Regions from separate parts of the Homo sapiens genome. Here region 1 is linked to region 2. Evidence: chromatin loops called from intact Hi-C (ENCODE). Cell type or tissue: mammary epithelial cell. All regions are shown on one strand. Each heading gives the region's core, and the rest is flanking DNA. Links, peaks and the distances in the headings are about the cores only.

Region 1 (6,280 bases), core at 402-5,401, 62 kb before region 2:
AGGTCTGGATTTCACAGGAAAGGCTTTTTGAAAAATCACAATCCTTAAAGCTGGAACAAGATAGGACAAGCTTATTCATGACATTATGAAAGCAGAGAAAAGATTAAAGAACTGAAAATTGCATATATGTGGTGGCGAAAAAGTTATTCAGCCCCTAGAAATGAAAATACTGGTGACTTTAAATATATGAAAACAATACAAAAGATAATTTGTTCTTCTTCACTAGAGATAGACAAGAGAATGACTAAAGTACTAAGTTAAACAAAGAAAATTATAGCAATGTGAAGTGTTAGTCACTGGAATCTTTTACCTCCCAACACAGTTTTCTGCAATTTTAAAAACTTTCTCTTCTGCTTGAAAGCAGGGACAAGGAGACCTTTCTTAGAATCAAGATTCATTGATTTTATGAAGTATATTCAGAAAAACCAGTTCTGCTGCTTAGTGATCTGTTTACTCCTGAAATCCTGAAGTGTCCCAAACTGTAGGGAATAAGATCAGAATGTGTAGGGTTTTTAGAACCTAGAACACCATGAAATTGCACAAACTAGGGGGAAAAGGACTGAACAGGCACTTTTCAAAGAAGACATACATGCAGCCAAAAAGCATATGAAAAAATGTTCAACATCACTAATTATTAGAGAAATGCAAATGAAAGCCACAATGAGATACCATCTCACAAGTCAGAATGGCTATTGTTAAAAAGACAAAAAATAACAGGTGCTGGTGAGGTTGCTGAGAAAAGAGGATACTTACATACTGCTTGTGTTTTTGTAAATTAGTTCAGCCACTGTGGAAAGCAGTTTGGCGATTCCTCAAAGAGCTAAAAACAGAATTACCATTCAACCCAGCAACCCCATTATTGGGTATATACCCAAAGGAATATAAATTGTCCTAACATAAAGACACATGCATATGTATGTTAATCGCAGCACTATTCATAATAGCAAAGACATAGAATCAGCCTAAATGTCCATTAATGATAGACTGGATAAAGAAAACATGGTACATATACACCATGGCATACTATGCAGCCATAAAAGGAACGAGATCGTATCCTTTGCAGAAATACGGATGGAGTTGGAGGCCATTATCTGTTCCTGCATTTGCAGGAACAGAAAACCGAATACCACATGTTTTCACCTATAAGTGGGAGCTAAACAATGAGAAAACATGGACACAAAGAGGCAAACAACAGACACGGGGGCCTTCTGGAAAGTGGAGGGAGGGAGAAGGAGTGAATCAGAAAAAATATCTGTCAGGTACTATGCTTGGTACCTGGGTGGCTAAATAACCTGTACAGCAAACCCTGTGACATGAGTTTACATGTATAGCAAACCTGCACGTGTACCCCTACACCTAAAGTAAAAGTTTTTTTTAAGTGCACAAACTAGAGGCTTCTTTTAAAAGATGGTGGAGTGTAAAGCCAATTTATTTGCACTAGCTTCTTTTGAAACCCAACAAAAACAACAAAAAAGAAAGAAAACTCAAGAAAACCATCAGTTTATTTACCATGATTCATTATGCCTGAATTCTTTACTCTGATTTATTTCTTTGATGCTTATCCTTGAGTAGGTTTGTTTGCTTGTTGGTTTGAAAGACAAGCTCAAGATATTTCACTGTTTGAGGTTTTTTTTGTTATTATTTTTTTTTTTTCTGTTTCTACAGCTTCTTTTCTGGCCTAGTTGAACTACTTTTATTGATCAGAATTGGCATGTTACAATCTACATACTAATCCACATATAATCTTTCGCTCCTTGCTCCTAGTTTTTCATCTTCCCTGGTGAACTACCGATTCTTTATAATTCAGCTCAAATATTAATACCACCTACTTTGTGTAAACTTTCCTGACTTCCCCAGGTAGAGCTGACTCTTCCCTCTTTTGCTACCTTTGTACCTTTACCATTTCTTTATCTTCCACCTGTAATGATAGGCTTTTACTTTGTTTTTTTCTTGTTTGTTATAGACCAAGTTGGGATCAGTCCCTGCTCTACTTACCTCCTCCCTGAGAAGCTTCTTTCTTCAATCAGGGGCAATCTTAAACAGGACATTAGCACTAGATACACACAGACACAGATACACACACAGACATGCACGCGTGCGTGCGCGCACACACACACACACACGCACACACACACCCCCCAAATAGGTTTTCTTGAAGTTTTACAGAAAATTCCTGGGGAGACATGGAAGAGGATTAACATGATGCACTCCAAAGCACAGACTTAATAAAAGTGCATTGGCTACCTCTATTTTTCCCCAAGCAAAATACCTCATGTTTTTCTTTCTCATAATGTCATCTCTTCCATATGCTTTCTAAAATGTGCCCTTCCTCATTCTAAGCAGGTTAGTTGTCACCCTCAGCTTGCATAAGCCACCCAGCAGAGCAAAAGCCTCTGTTGTTTCTAAAACCTGCCCTCTTGGGGGCCTCTTCCTTCCCCTTAGGTTGCTTATCACAGTCTCCAGTATTTGAAAATTCATCTCTCTTCTTTTGGGGAGCCAGTAAATAGCAACAGGAGATTAAGCTGCTAATAATAACTAACATTTATAGTTAGCTTATTGTATGCCAGGCAGCATACTAAGTACTTTCTATATTACATTAAATAAGATTATCTTTATATCCCTCTACCTGCAGGTTTGTCTCCTACGGAAGACTGTAAGCATTTGCACAGTGATGACTATATTATTTTTTTCTGTATTCTTAATACTTAGCAACATGCCTGGCACATAGTAAGCACTTCATAAATGCTTGTTGGATGAATAGTGTGTATGCATTGATGTGATGTAATTGGTGGTGAGAAGAATCAGCCTGTTCACAGTAACTTTAGTCATAGTTCTTTTTATATTTGTTTTTTGTTTTCACTTCACCATGGTTGTCTTCCACTATTCATCATGTAGTCAGTACAAGCCCTGGTTGTCACTCTGTTAGCCATGGATATTTTCAGCTCTTATATTCTGACAACTAATTATTCCATGGGAAGTCTTTTAATCAGGATTCTCTTTGTTTATATTGAAATGACTAATATCTTTCTCACACATCTCATTTCAGCAATATGAGTTGATGCTGTATTTTGGATCATGTATTTTAGACCAGGTGGCCAGGCAGCAGCACTCCCCACCAATGCAGACAGGTTAGGTTTTCAGTCTGTGCTTGGTGCATCTCTAGGGGGTTAATGAAGCCTTCCCGTCGAAGCCGCTGTGATGAGAGGACAGGCAGGACTCCTGCTCCCTCCCCACCTGCTCTGAGTTCTAATCCGAGCAGCTCTTCTTCTGTCTGGTTTACATATTCATCTTTTGGGTGAAATGGTGTTAAATATAATATATTTGAAAACGATTGGGTTAAAAAAGCTATTCTATTTAAAATATCAAGATGGCCATACATAACACAGATAGATAGGTCCTCAACATTAGCAGGTTGGGTAGTGTAGTCAACTGCTGAAAATAAATACAGCACAACCCAACAAAACACCTTTCCCCTCAAACACTAACAAAGTAAAATAAAATAAAAGCAAAACCCTGAAACCCAAGCAGAAATGTAAAGCTGAAGAGACATTTTCTAGATTGGTCAGTCACAGCAGTGTATTCAGAAGGCAGTTCTTCCTCCGGGTTTGAGAGGCCTGTAGCCATGTATACAGAAACTATCTTGGGTAAGGTGCCTCTACTCTGTCGGGCTTACTATTTAAGATCCTTAGTGGGTGTCAGAGGCCTTTGGCCTGTACTGCACAGGTCTTTTCTTGTTTGTGGAACGTCAAATTCATTTTCTCTCCAACAGGCCTTTTGGTTTCTTAAAACTCTCCGGTTCTTGTCCCTGCACGTTTTTCCCTCTCAATGGCATTTGACTCAGGTTGCCAGTCATTAATTTCCTTGTATGGAATTAAGGAGATCTTCTGGTCCATTCTGTGGCTAGAGGCAATAAGAGAACCCATCCTCATAGATCTAGTCTCAACATGAAGCATTAGAATGTAAACTCCCAACTCTAGAATATAAATAAGGTCACTGAGGACAGGGATTTCTAACTGTTTTATTCATAGATGTTTCCCTACCTCCTAGAGCAGTGTTTAGTAATCTGTAGGCACTCAGTAAATATTGTTTAAATGAATGAAGGAAGGAAATACCGGTCTCACAGTCACGCCTTTTATACTTTTGAGAATGAATTTCTCAACTGTCTTATCCCTCGATCTGTTATTAACTATGCTAAAAATATTTCCTGGCTTTGAGTAGCATTGTAGAAGGTCCTCTTCCATTTTCCGATTTTCATAGATGATCTTCCATTAAAAAAAGACGCTGGCATGTTTCTGCTGTAGAAAAAAGGAAGCAAAGGGATAGTTACAACTCCTTCTACTCTTCTCCCCCAGAAAAACCTTTCGAGGCCTCACCAATAGATGGCTTGCTTTCTCCTCCAATCACCAGCAGACAGAGGGGCCCTGGTGTACTGCTGTGTTCTCCACACCAAGGGGGAAATGAATAATGTGTGAGATTCCTCTCTGGAATGTTGAGTGTCTCAACCTTCCTTCTACAATTATATTTTCTGCTTCACGGTGATGACAGCATCACCTGTGGGTTCAGAATCAGAGACCTCCAGCTTCTGTCCCCATTTTGGGGTAATGTATGTGCCACCTTTCTTGGATTTTATTTAATCAGTGAGTCTCCTCCCCAGGAGATTGGGGACTCAACTATCTCTAAACATTTTCTCATCTTTTCTTCACCTAGGGTTCCTGGGCTCCTGTTGGGCCTCACTGGAAGCTCCTAGGGTTAAACCAACCTTGGGCATTAATTTCAGTGTCTGTTCTCCACAGTCACAAAAATATGGACCTCTAGTTACACTTCATAAAATAGCAGAGATCCTACCTAGTCCACTGACAGATGTCAGCATAGCATCCTCTTCTAGAAATTTACTAGCTTATGTTTTCTGGGTACCCCCAAATTCTATAGCAAGATCTAATTCTCAGTGCAGATCTTAACACCGTATCTGAGTATTTTGTGTCTATATGAGTTTGCCTATTCATAAGAGTCCAGCGAATGGTATTAAACATCCCCTTTTGTCTCCTGCAATTGCCCTTAGATCCTTCCTGAGGATATGCCAGTCTAGTTATGAGAGGTGATCCGGACGTTGTTCATCTAGAGTTAATCTGGACATTGTTCTAGATAAAACACACATAAAACCATGAACTCTAAAATGTCCTCAGTCCTTTAAGGATGATAGAATGTGCTTATAGGTTATAGCTAGGTTGATTATATAATTTATTATTTAAAACATGACACCTTGAAAGCAAAAGGGAACGGTATTTATAATTACATTGCCTCAGAAGTCATAAACCAGGACCTGTAGTCACTCTGGTTATGGCAGAAATCTTGCATTGGAAAATCTTTCCTTCAACTTATTTCACCCTACATGGTGAAAATTTTTTAAAACTCTTCTTTAAAGTAGTCTTTCACCTTAAGGATTCACTTTTTCCGAACCACCAATGTCCTTTCCGATATAATTATGTGGTCTAATTCACCCATTCCTTCACATTGTTCATGTTCTTAACCACTTTCTCTATCTTTACTAGAGTTGGCTAGGGCTCTAGAGATGTCCTAAGCTTTTTCTTGAATAGCAGCTGACTGGACAAGTGAAGACTTTCTTTTCTAACTTATCCTAATAAATTGGAATCTCACTTTTGTTTTGTTTCAACGCCAAATGAGGACTAGCAGTGGCAAGATAAGGGTGGAACAGAGGAGGAAAAGGAAGGACAGGATAAAGGAAGGAAGCCTACCACTTACGTATACATCACACCTGGGATGCTCATGCTCTTGTCCCCTGCCTGCGTTAGCCTTGGACTCACTGCTCCCTTGAGATGCCACTAAGAGGGAAAGGGAGAGCATATTTAGAACACTCACCCCACCCCAACTTTACCACCTTCACTGATGCTCCTCAAGTCCTTAACCTTCTCGCTAGCTTCCCCAGCCTCCTTCCTGGTCTTGAGCAGCATTCATGCGGAGTCTCAAATCAGAGCCCCTTGCCCTGCTTCCTCACTTGCCTCATACTGTCTCTGTATTGCTTTCCTCTTGCAAGAACTCGTTCACCACACTAGGAGAAAAGCCTAGAAGAACCCTATTCTTATTGCTTTATGGATGAGAATGTAAGGGGTTAGGAAGAGCCCCCATTTTCTTATCTTTATGTTGAAAACGCAGGGTGATATGTGGTCTTGACACATCAATTTAGAATTCCGAATTTATTTTCTCATCAAAACCCCTTTATAACTGGCCATTTGGTTTCAAAATACTACAAGTAGTACCCACT
Region 2 (6,280 bases), core at 694-5,693:
TTTCCCGTTGCCTGAAAAAAAAAAAATCAAAAGTAAATATTATCATTCTCAATATAAAATGTTATTTGCAACTGTCAAGCAAAAATTGGATGTCATGTCTTGTATCTGCATTTTGTATTTCAAGACACTCCTGGTGATAACATAAGGAGACTGGCATGCCCAGGATTGTGCTGTGTAAACAAATGCTGGCAAAGCCCTGGCTTCTCTTAAGCAGGTGGTCAGGTCAAAACACTGATGGCAGCATTATAGCTAAAAATGAAAACTAGGAAGTCGTGACCTTAGGACCTACTTTTCTACCAAAGAAAGGAAGCTTGAAGTTAACAAGTTTGTGCCAAACACTTCAGTAGACATATGTTCTTTTTTCAGTGTTCTTTTACTGTGTTAACATTTTAATGACCTCAAGTTTACTTAGTAATGAATACTTTGGGGGCAAACATCCAGTAGCAGATTGCTTCATTTATTACCAATGAATTTATTTATTCAGTCAGTCATTGCAGAGCTTTATCTCTGAAGAACACATTTGAAAAGCTAAACTGATCCTCTGCTCACCTGGCAGTCCACTGTGAGAATATAAAACGAGTAACTATAATACCAATCTACCTGTGGGCAGTTTGCAAAGGCTGATGTCGTGAGTGCCATATATGAGACTCTTTTTGAAATCTAAAACAATAACCCAGCCCAGACATTTTCAGCTAAAGCATATGATCTAAATGCTTGAATTAAAGGAAAAACACTTTGGATTATAGTCCCCATTAGTACTTAAAACACTCTTGGTTTTTTCACTTGTGCTTTGCTTAAGCCAATGTGTCTCAACCTTAGCTGCATATTAGAATTACCTGGAGAACTCTAAAAAATTCTCATGTTCTAGCCACACTCCAGACCAATCAAATCAGAATCTCTGATTGTAGAACTTGAGCATCTATATTTTGTAAATCTCTTTACCTGATTCCAGCGTGGAGCGAAGGTTGACAACCACTGATTTAACCACTTGCAATTTCTTCATTCATTGTATTATTTATTTTTCTTGGCCTTTTAAAAAACACACTGTAGCATGACTTCCTTAATTTAGAATCCTGGGATAGAGTTTCTATTTTAAAATATCCCTTTTATTGGAATTGGACTAAGGAGCATTATAAAAGGCCATCATTTAGGATTTATATTACTTTTACATTATTTAAATATATAAAACTTAGTCACTGTGGTTTGATTTCTGTGGACACTTTGATGGACAGAGTGCATTTTAATATGAGCATTAGACATCTTTTATGCTTTATTTCACATTCTCCCAGCCGACTCTTCCCATCATCCATTGCTGTTGCATCAGCTGAACAGAGATATAACCTGATAACTCCTCACCTTAGCTGTACCTGAAACTGTTTCTTCCTCGGAGGTGTGTTGGCTACTGCTCTTGGGAGTCAGGTAGTCCAGTGCATCCTTATACCTGATTCAGTTCTTGGCCAATATGGGATGGGAGCAGGTAGGAGCATGCTCTTCTTTCTATGTCTCAGGCAGACAGTTCTGAAGTTATTCTACACATTTCCTGATAGCATCCCCAGTAAGATTAAACGTCAGTTGCTCACGTTAGTCACCAGCCCAACTATACACCCTTGGATTGGCTTTCCCCCTTCCTGTTTTACATTTACACTTCCTATCCCATTCAACTCTCATTCTAGTTTTTTGGGAACCACTTCTCTGAATAAACTATCTGTGCACAAGTCCTCATCTCAAGCTCTGCTTTTTTATTTCATACAAGCTAAGACAGTATGAAAGAGAAAAATCATCATAGGCATGTTTTAGTGCATGCTCCCTTCTCTATTGTGTTTTTAAAATCACGTTATTTTTCTACTTAATACATTCAGTTTATCATATTATGATAAGGGACACTTTACTCACAAATCTCGAATGCTGGAAAAGAGCCCTATCCCCATGTTATCTGTTACCATGTTATCCCCATGCTTTCGTCTGCTGCCCTTATTATCCTCTGTGAGTTGGTTGCCTTAAGATCCTCCTCCTGATGTCTCCCAGCAGCGTGACCTAGATTCTTGATCAGTGTCCACACCGAACATTCACTCCAAACTGTGCAGCAAACATTTTATAGACTCAAGCCACATAATAGGTCCATAACATCAGCATAATATTAAATGGAATGGGAGAGATTTTTGCAGAGAGAAAAATGGTGCTAATGCAGTGTGATACACTTGGTGTAGTGGAAAGGCAAGCACTTTACAGTTAGGGTCCCAGTGTAGGGTAATTGTGTCTTCTGTTGCCCAGAAAATAAATACAGTTAAACATATTAATAAGGACCACCCAGATATTTTTTTCCTCCAGCATTGAAACCAATTGCCATTTCTTTGTTGAGCATCAGATGTTTGAAACATATATATGTGACCATTATAATGACATTGTTTGCCATGAGATACTCATATAATAAGAGGCACACAGGAGGAGGCACAGCTCCCAAATCACACTTACTCTGGGGCATACACATCAAGTGAAATTGTGGCAAAAATCCTCTGCACTCTTGATCTTTTCTCTCCGTCTGTCACTTTGTGGCTGAGTGCATGTGGTTGAGTGTGCAGAAGTACTCATGGATGATGCAACTCTCTTGTCTGAGCGTATTTCCAGGCTCAGGAACTAAGGACGTGTGACTGTAGCAGATGACTCTCATGTCTTGTGTTGGATTTCCTTGGCCTCTCTCTAACTTGAGAAACAGCTGCAGTGGACAGTTCTGTGCAAGCTCAGATTCATCTCAAGCTAACAGCATTTCATCTCCAGCATGAGCATGTCTTTTAGCTTCCTGCCCATGGCCTTCTTTTATGTTGCTGGAGTTCCTAACCCACAGACCGTTAGGGGCCAGAATAATGAGGATGTTAATGCCTCAAAGACCACCATCAATCATCAGGGTCCAGAACCTTGAATAAACTCCCCAGCCTCTCATCATTTAGGTGGGCAACCCTGGGAGGCATCTGTACTTTTCTCAGCAGGTCCCAATGGATTCAAGCCCTAGTTTCCCAAAGAAGTAGCCTCAGTAATAGATCTGTATATTGGCCTAATCTTCTTCCCTGTGTCATTCTCCTCACAACTTCAGTCTGCTTCCTGAGATCATCTCCCAAATAAACAACTGATGTCCAGGTTCTTGCCTCAGGCTCTGATTTCAGAGGAACACTAATGAAGAGCGATGTTAGGTCAGTAATGTAATCTCTCTGAGTCAATACTTACTCATCTATGAAACAGGAATATTAAGATCTACCTTAGAAGGTTGTTGAAAGGATTAGATATAATTTATATAATGCATTTATCCCTATCCATGGTACATGACTCACTTTAAACACTGACAGGTGTCTTAAGAGATAGACAAATATAAATAGAAACCTAATTCTAACATGATTTCTATAGAGAAGACGAGAAAGAGACAGAGTGAACAGACCTGAGGTGCTACATGCATGAATACTTGCTACTGGTTTCCTTTTATCTTCCTGAGGCAGTTACCATAGGCATGATCAATCCTCCTCAGAACCAGCCTTTGCCCTTGTGTTACCCGGCATGAGGGTGCCCTACTGTTCTGCTCCTCCTTCCCCTCTCTAGCAAATGCCTCCAGGAATTAGGGATGCAATTTCATTTTCTTAGTTCACTCACCTTTTAACTATGCCCATTACTATTCCATTTTATTCTAACCAATGAATTATATTCTACTTTCATTAAGGGCTTTCCTATCCAGGAAACTCAAGTGGGTCCAAATTTCCCACAAGCACCTCATTTACCCAGCAGCGTTTTGTTTAGAAATTAGCTCTTCTATACATAGGGCATGCCGAGATAACTGAAGCTTATTTATTTAAGTTATGCTTACTTTAGAAATACAAATATTAAAATACACCAATTTTGTATTAAGCTAAAATATAGTAAATGTGGGCTGTGTTTTAGTTAGGGTTGCTATAATAAATACCATCGACTGGGTAGCTTAAACAACAAACATTAATTTGTCACGATTCTGGAGGCTGGGTAACCCAAGATCAAGGTGTGGGCCAATTCAGTTTCTGGTGAGGGCCCTCCCCCTAGTTTGCAGATGGCCATCTTCTTTTTGTATTCTTGCATGGCAGAGAGAAAAAGGGCTATTCTTCTTCTTCTTATAAAGACATTTCATCATGGGGGCTCCAATATTATGACTAAATTACCTCCCAAAGGCCCCACTTCCAAATACCATCACATATAGGGCTTCAACATTTGAAATTTGGTGGGGGGACACATTCAGTCCACAGCATTGAGTGACAAATCTTTAAAAATTGGTGCATCTTTTTAGCCTTCTTTTATATAATTCATTGAGCCTAATTAAAAGTTTTTAAATTTATAATTTAGAGTTATTATACCTAGCAATCCAGTGATACCTAGTTGATGAGAAGTTAAACTAGAAATTATTGTCAGTTCTGTACTAGTTACTTATTAAAGGCTTGTTGAATAAATCATTGAATGATCGAATGAATGATGCATGATTCTTCCCTGGGGTTTCTTCTAACTCTAGAATTGTATGATTCTATGATTAGCAAATCCTTTGGGAACAAATCTTCTTTCAACAAAGTTGGTCTAAGGTCCTCCAGGAAGGTGGAGGTGCCAGTATCCTTAGTTGTGGACTGATGTAATTACAGCTAAGGATCATAGTTTAGTTTCTTTTGTTGGCCTTGCTAGAGCAGCCCAGTTGTGGCTGGGGTAAGGGAACAATAGCTGAGTCCCGAAGTTGACATGCTTTAGCCAGAATTTTTACATAGGCGGAACAGCGTAATTGGAAGGGGATCTAGCAAGTTTGTCTTGGAGCTGGGCATACATAAAAACATATTGTTTTTTACTTAGCACATGTGCTTCTTACTGGAGGTGTTAGGATTTATGAAAATTATGGAGTGCTAACATCTTCCTGATCACACTGTGCTACCAACATAACCCCATTTCCGAAGAGTTAAAATTAAGCCTTTTAGAATCATATGTAAACTATGAGAGTAGGTTCTTACTAAGGGTTTCTGAGGATAGCATAAGAGGAATATTCAGGTGCTTTAGTGCAATGACTTGTTTTAGATATAGATAATTATATAGGTAATCTTTACAGATGTATAACTATATAATATATAATGGGATATATTATATGTATTTTGGCTTTACTTCTTCATTTATAAGATATTTATTGTATATATTTGCTCAGGTAACTACTGCCAATAATCAATAAGTGGGACAGATATGGTTTTGTGACCTCATGAAGTGTACAGAAAAGATTAAATATGTAAGGTGTTCCTATACCAAAGATGGAATCATTTTAAACCTACCATTGCAAAGAAAAATAGTTTTTAAACAAAGCTGTTTTTCAAATACAGGATCTTGGTAGATTAAAAGATTTATGTTGATATTACAATATTGTTAAAGAAAATGCTGAGTTTTAGGTGAGATATTCAAGGTGTGTAGCTTTCTATGTAATTTCCTTAACTTGAACCAACTGTTATTAAGACCTTTTGAGGCCAACCATTTAAACACCACTAGGTAACACAAAAAACAATGATATCTGTGACATTGTATGTATCAAAAATTAAATGTTATAAGGACAACCAGTGCACTAAGTAGGATACACTTGTGATGGCCTTGTTTGTGCTTATTTTCTTGTTTTGTTTTAATTCTTTACATTTTGGAGAAAATAGGAGAAGATTCATGGGTTGGTTACCAAAAGGGAAATGTGAATTAGTGAAGTGAGAAACAATATGTATATTTTCATCTTGCTAAATAAATGTGGTCTCAAGTCTTGTGATGAAGGGCGATGAGATACTACTAAGTGGCTGTGTGTATGTGTGTGTGTGTATGTGTGTGTGTACAATATATCTGTTAGCTCTAATGATGTGTTTGCATATTCTTTGAATAAATGACTCTTTTATATTCTTAGAATGTTCTAGATAGGTTGATTTAATCAGTAACATCTTTCCTTAAGTTTCCTAATTCTAGGGTGCCATGTGAAAAGATGCAGAAGAAAAGTTATGCTTACACAGATGACATTCAGGAATGAATACTTTCTGCTATAACAATAAAAAAGTCCAGTACTAGTTTCAATATCAAAAGACGAAGAGAAATGGTTATTTAGAACTCTGTGCATAGAATACCAATCTGGCTTTCTCTGTAGTTAACTGATTCTGAATAAAGATGGTGATTTGATCAAATTTCAAACATTTTGAATTCCTCAGAATACCCTTAATTGGCACAGTTTTGTTCTTTACACCCTTTGCTTCACTCTTGCTTTACAAAAGTTAGTGAATAA

The links. Peaks named below come from ENCODE experiments on the same cell type or tissue, not always from the same donor. Only the 100,000 strongest peaks of a DNase experiment are listed, where the experiment ranks them.
Region 1: it touches region 2 in a loop (7-fold over the local background); 1 of 110 quality-filtered maps calls a loop at or near these places.

The regions. Positions count from the first base shown.
Region 1 is chr20:14,518,852-14,525,131 of GRCh38, forward strand. All of the region lies in intron 4 of MACROD2 (mono-ADP ribosylhydrolase 2), which reads left to right. LOC124904873 (a long non-coding RNA gene) reads right to left here and starts at 4,466. Exons shown (of 2, transcript XR_007067536.1): 1 at 4,374-4,466; 2 at 3,999-4,295. RefSeq lists an enhancer at 3,455-3,624. In mammary epithelial cell, for the core only: no CTCF peak of the experiment used is centred there; DNase peaks (open chromatin) are centred at 2,830, 3,880 and 4,420; H3K27ac peaks cover 3,889 bases.
Region 2 is chr20:14,580,428-14,586,707 of GRCh38, forward strand. All of the region lies in intron 4 of MACROD2 (mono-ADP ribosylhydrolase 2), which reads left to right. All of the region lies in intron 1 of MACROD2-IT1 (MACROD2 intronic transcript 1), which reads left to right. Among named protein-coding and RNA genes, the nearest start is that of MACROD2-IT1, 29 kb to the left of the region's middle. In mammary epithelial cell, for the core only: no CTCF peak of the experiment used is centred there; DNase peaks (open chromatin) are centred at 2,634 and 3,154; H3K27ac peaks cover 421 bases.